2 separate regions of the Homo sapiens genome follow, and region 1 is linked to region 2. Evidence: chromatin contacts called from ENCODE Hi-C or POLR2A ChIA-PET data. All regions are on one chromosome and are shown on one strand. The core of a region is the stretch at or near the end of the contact, and the rest is flanking DNA. Distances in the headings are between cores, read along the strand shown.

Region 1 (2,700 bases), core at 24-2,523, 42 kb after region 2:
AAAAAAAAGAATGGGCTATGGTAAGAAATGAATCAAACCTGAAATGTTAGTGGCTTAATCCAATAAAAACGTATTTCTTTCTCATGCAAAATTTGATGGGGTTCGGCAGGTTTCCTGGGAAGCTCTCCCCCAAGTGGTGATTCAGGGATCTAAGATCCTGCTATTCTGAAGCTTTGTCATCTTACTCTTTCACTTCCAGATGCAAGGTAGAGAGTGGAAGGAATGAAGGGGTGGGCGAGGGCATGAAGAAGCCTCCCCAGCTCTAATGGCCACTGTCTGAAAGTGATGCAGCTCACTTCCACCCACATTCGCCAGATTTCAATCCATAGCCTCACTTAACTGTAGGGCAGGCTAGGACATATCATCTTTCCATGTGCTGAGAAAAAATAGAAAAGACCAAGATTGGTGAAAAGGAGCAAACTAGTGACGAGAACCTTGCCATAGCCATTTTTTTGCCACTCACAGAAGCCGGTCTGTACCAAGCGAGAAGTGGCTATAGGAGAAGTGGTCCTGAGGCTCATCTGCCTTCTCCTGGTCACCCTCCCAATATATCCCTCCTGTGCTGAGCTAGTTTTCTATTACTTTTCATCACCTACATCTAAAAGAGACCTACCTATCTAACACAGTCTTTGTCTTACTATCATAATGCTATTAATGCAAGCTAAATAATAATCTTTCATCTTCTTTTTTTCTTTATCTTTTTCACTTGAATTGCTTTAAATTCAAATCTTCCTGCTATAGTGTGAATGTTTGTGTTCCCCCCAAATTTATGTTTAAACTTTAACCTCCAAGCTGATGGTATTAGGAAGTGGGGCTTGGGGAGGTGATTAGGTCATGAGGGTGGAATATTTGAGAATGAGATTAGTGCCCTTGTGAATTAGGCCTGAGAGAGATCCCCTCATCTCACCATGTAAGGACACAGCAGAAGGTGCTATCTTTGAACCAGGAAGTGAGCCCTTGCCAGACACTGAACCTGCCGATACCTCAATCTTGTCCTTCTCAGTCTCCAGAACTGTGAGAAATAAATTTCTGTTGTTTATAAACCACCTAGTTTGTGGTATTTCATTAAAGCAGTGTAAACAGACTAAGACACTCCCCATATGGACTTCCTTATCTAATTTAGGGGCCAGCCAGGCAGTAAATATTTTAGGCTCTGTAGTCCCTGTGTGACTACCCAACCCTGCCACTGCAGCGTAAAAGCAGCCATAGAGAGCCTACAAACAAATGGACGTGGCTGTGATCCAAAAAAAAAAACTTTCTTTTACAAAGACAGGCAGCAGGCTGCAGCTGGTAGTTCGCCAACCCCTGGTCTAGTTGATCTTTTTGGATCTGAGCTTAGGATCCTCATTTCTCCCTATTAAATATAACCCTGTTAGCTTCAGCCCACCTTTCAAGTCAGCGGCATATTTTTGAATCCTGATTCTGTCACCCAGCATAGTGGCTCTCCCTCCCTGCTCTGCGCCATGTCACGTTGAATGGGCTTCAGTGTCCTAATGGCTCATCAGAAGGGTAGGTGGTGACTGTGCTGCCCCTCCTGGGAAAGGACATTCTGGGGAGAAGCCAGGACTGCAGTGGCTGGCGTGCTTGGCAGGACACCCTTCTAACTACCAGGAGCACAGCCTCTGCTGACCCGGAGGTCAGCACCTCATCACTCTGTTTCTCTGATTTTGGTTTCATGGAATGCATCTGGCTCAGGGGCAGGGCAGGAGTAATTTGGAGGCTGTTGGCTTCCCTGAAATATTCCTTTATTCAACACTCATAGTTATTCAATGAGATGAACTTTGTGTCCAGCTATTTACTGATCTCCTAACAATCTCTGGGGGCACTCTTCTTGAGTTTAGAGCCATGGAATTCTGCTCTTGGGGCAGGTGGACCTAAGCAATCATCAAGTCTGGTACTGTTTATTTTACAGATGAGAAAACTGAAGCCCAAGAGGGGAGCAATTTGCCCAAAGGCGCCGAGTGCATCAGGGAAAAAGCCAAGCTAAAACTGGTCCTGCCTCTTCTTTTTCACATCCTCCCAGAGGATCTGCCTCCCATGAGAGCTGGGAGAGTTTGTATATTCCAGACCCTCTATCTGGGCCTCCCATCTTGCCATTAAAATGAACAAAAGATCTGGTTTTCCTGGGAAGCCCTATTTTTTGAACTGTTTCTTACAGGCTAGACTCCAAAGACAAAGGACTTGACATTAGCCACAAGCAAACTGTGAAGTACATGAGCTGCTGTGTGAATTGCCTCCCTTAGGCTGAGCAGGGAGGCTCATGCCTCTAATGCCAGCACCTTGGGAGGCCAAGGACGATGGATCACTTGAGTTCAGGAGTTCAAGACCAGTCTGGGCAACATGGCAAAATCCCATCTCTACAAAAAAAATACAAAAATTAGCCAGGTGTAGTGGCACTCATCTGTAGTACCAGCTACTTAGGAGGACTGAGGTGGGAGGATCATTTGAGCCTGGAAGTCAAGGCTGCAGTGAGCTATGATCATGTCACTGCACTCCAGCCTGGGTGACAGAGCAAGACCCTATCTCAAAAAAAAAAAAAAAAAAAAAAAAAGAATTGCCTCTCTTAAACCAGGTTGAGGCTGTTTCTTGGGAATTATCATTTCTCTCTGCATGTTTTTTCCTAATACCGCTTCTGAACCAAATGTGTGCTTTTTTACTGACACCAAATATGTGTCAGTTTTCCACATCAATTCTCCAATT
Region 2 (2,768 bases), core at 50-2,549:
ACACATAGACAGAATTTTTTTTTTTTTTTTGAGACGGAGTCTCGCTCTGTCGCCCAGGCTGGAGTGCAGTGGCGTGGTCTCAGATCACTGCAAGCTCTGCCTCCCAGGTTCACGCCATTCTCCTGCCTCAGCCTCCCAAGTAGCTGGGACTACAGGTGCCCACCATCACACCTGGCTAATTTTTTGTGCTTTTAGTAGAGATGGGGTTTCACCATGTTAGCCAGGATGGTCTCGATCTCCTGACCTCGTGATCCGCCCGCCTCGGCCTCCCAATGTGCTGGGATTACAGGCGTGAGCCACCGCGCCCGGCTACATAGAAAGAATTTTAAGATGGGATGACATGTTTCAGTTGAAGGATGGTCAGATCCCCCTGGGAACATCAGTGATGGAATGACCTGGAGGTTGTGGGACGGCATCGCAAAGGAGTGAGGAGGGAGCAGGGTCTGGAAGAAGGAGTCAGAATGGTGGCTGCAGAGGAGGGCAGGAGAGATGACAGTGCTTGAAACAGGCCGGTGGTCTCTGCTTCTTCACGCTCCCAGCAGCGTCTCAGGCATATTGACCAGAAGCTGCATGGACAAACTCAGCTATAAGTTTGCAAAATAAGCAGCTTACTTGGAATGGACTAAGTAGTTTACACTGACTTGAAGACCCTTGCATGCAGACATGTGCCTTAAGGATGAGATTTGGGTGGGAAGCAGTTCGAAGGCACATTGTATGGGGACAGGGTGATTCTGGAGGCTGAGGACTGGGATTTGAATCAAATGTTTGGATTTGGCCAAATCTCTTAATGTCCTGAACCCTCTGTGTTTTCATTTCTAAAATAGAGGTGACCATTTCTGCCCTTCCTGCCCCTCAGGAGCCTGAGAAAATCATGAGAGATGATCTAAGTTCCATCCATATGTTAGTTGCTATAAGGGCTCATCATTCATTCATATGTTCCAAGAAACTCTGGTTCAGGTCCTGCAGTCCTCAAAGGAGCCTCATGTCCCCTGTCCCCTGGGATCTACTCTTGGGGGATAGGGAGTGTCAGTGAGGCCTAGGGACAGCTTATGCACTTGGAGGGAGAGGTGCACCATCATCTCATCCTCCCTGCAACTAAGTTTTTCCTGGGGAAAAAGCCTGCAGACCAGGAAGTGGGAGGTGTCTGGTGGGACACTGCCCTCAAAAGGAGCCTTTCTGAGTGCTGGGGCTTCATCTGCCAGGGCTGCACCTCAGCAGGCAGTGGGCTCCCAGAGCTGGCTGCAGTAACCCGCAGGCTGTGCCGGCAGGATGTGGTCTTTGGTTTCTGTTTCTGTTTTAGTTCTGACTTGTGCCGTGGATGTGGCTGAGGGCCTAGGGTGGGGAGAAGTCTCCACAGGTGGGATTGAACTCCCCAGGCACATGGTCCTTGTGGTGCTGGTGGAGAGAGAGTCCCAGAGGGTTCGGACATGCTCCGTTAAAACCTTTTCCTCAAGGTGATAGGTACGTGTCAAGGTGACCCCTGTCCGCCATCCGGCAGGCTGGAAGAAGCCGGTAAGATGGACAGATCAGGGAGGGTTGGAGGGTCCCGTTTGTGAAGGAGCTGGGGAGGGGGAGGCAAGGCTGAGCACAGCAGCCCACTGTGATGCTCTCAGTGCAGAGGCCCCGGGGGGAGACCCAGGGGGGCACCCCCCAAAACCACACCATACAGTGAGTTTCAGTTCCCCCACTCCTGCCCTTTCACTTCTCCTCGGCTGCCTGGCTGCCTCACAGGTTGTCAGCTTGAGCAAGGGCCCAAGCGGCCTCTACTCAGAGACCCTGGTGGTCAGAGGGGAGTGGGGAAGGTGGACATGGGCATCAGCACAGACCAGCACCTCTGGTCCATCCTGCCTGGTCATCCACAGGGGAGTGCCAGCTCCCACCCCCAGCCACATACTGTTCTCAGCTTCTGAGTGGCTGGGCTGTCCCAGAGGGCCATGCTGGGCCTGAGTGCTGTCCTTGGGCATATGCAGATGGTGTTGTATCCAGGGGGTTTTCAGGGAAGCTTTAGCACTTTCATATTAAAACAAAAAATGTTGGAATCTCCATTAAATAGTCAAGTCTTAGGGATAGTAGTAAAAACATGGCTGTACATGGCTGGCCAGGCACAGTGGCTCACGCCTATAATCCTAGCACTTTGGGAGGCTGAGGTGGGAGGGTTGGCCAAGAGCTTGAGACCAGCCTGGTCAACATAGCAAGACCCGTCTCTACTTGATTTTTTTTTTTAAAGTACATGGCAAAGGGCATTATAAAGTAAGATTTGTATTAGCTTGTAGCTGGTTACTGATGTTCATAGGAAGGGCCTCAACCATAATAATGGTGAAATAATAAAATGAGATGAATAAATATTAGAGAGGTAGAATAGTACGTAGAAAGGTTTAGCACACATTTTGTTTTTCTGCACGAGTGGTTGTTCTCTGCTTTCAAAGTGCTGAAACGAATGTCCTACATTGTCTGCCTTCCATGAGGTTCTGACCGCCCTTGAGAACAGATGTACCCACTACAGGGTGAAGGTGAGAATGTAATTTGAAGCTGAATGAGAATGGAGCTGGATTCTAAAATTATATCCCCTCTCAGATTCACAAGTGTTCACACATTTAGGCAAGAAGCCCTAAGTCCTAACCCTGGACATGTGGATTGTCCAGGACCATCCCAGACTTTTGTGGCTGGATTAATCAGACCTGAGCAAACTGGATGCAAAGAGGAGGGGGTAGGTTCCGGGAAGGGGCCCTGGTGGCCAGGGTGGGATGAGTGTCTGGTGCTGAGCCCAG

Evidence for each region. Hi-C counts contacts between places; a loop is a spot of excess contacts on that map. ChIA-PET counts read pairs that join two places held with the same protein, here RNA polymerase II (POLR2A). Pooled maps may share reads with other maps.
Region 1: a loop to region 2 is called in a map of gastrocnemius medialis, with 2.3 times the contacts of the local background. The contact joins the enhancer-like site here to the promoter of TMEM229B in region 2. A Hi-C loop is called at or near these places in 3 of 168 maps with a recorded cell type or tissue (Right ventricle myocardium inferior, cardiac septum and gastrocnemius medialis) and 2 of 50 pooled maps. POLR2A ChIA-PET finds 5 or more read pairs at or near these places in 2 of 52 experiments (OCI-LY7 and activated T-cell).

What each region holds. Positions count from the first base shown.
Region 1 is chr14:67,445,429-67,448,128 of GRCh38, reverse strand. It overlaps a transcript of GPHN not described here. Among named protein-coding and RNA genes, the nearest start is that of MIR5694, 4.8 kb to the right of the region's middle. Within about 2 kb of position 1,273, at least 5 of the 41 ENCODE cell types and tissues checked have a DNase peak (open chromatin) inside an H3K27ac peak, as active enhancers do.
Region 2 is chr14:67,487,252-67,490,019 of GRCh38, reverse strand. TMEM229B (transmembrane protein 229B) reads left to right here and starts at 1,299. Exons shown (of 3, transcript NM_001348543.2): 1 at 1,299-1,512. It also overlaps a transcript of GPHN not described here. RefSeq lists enhancers at 1,168-1,587, 1,225-1,724, 1,888-1,957.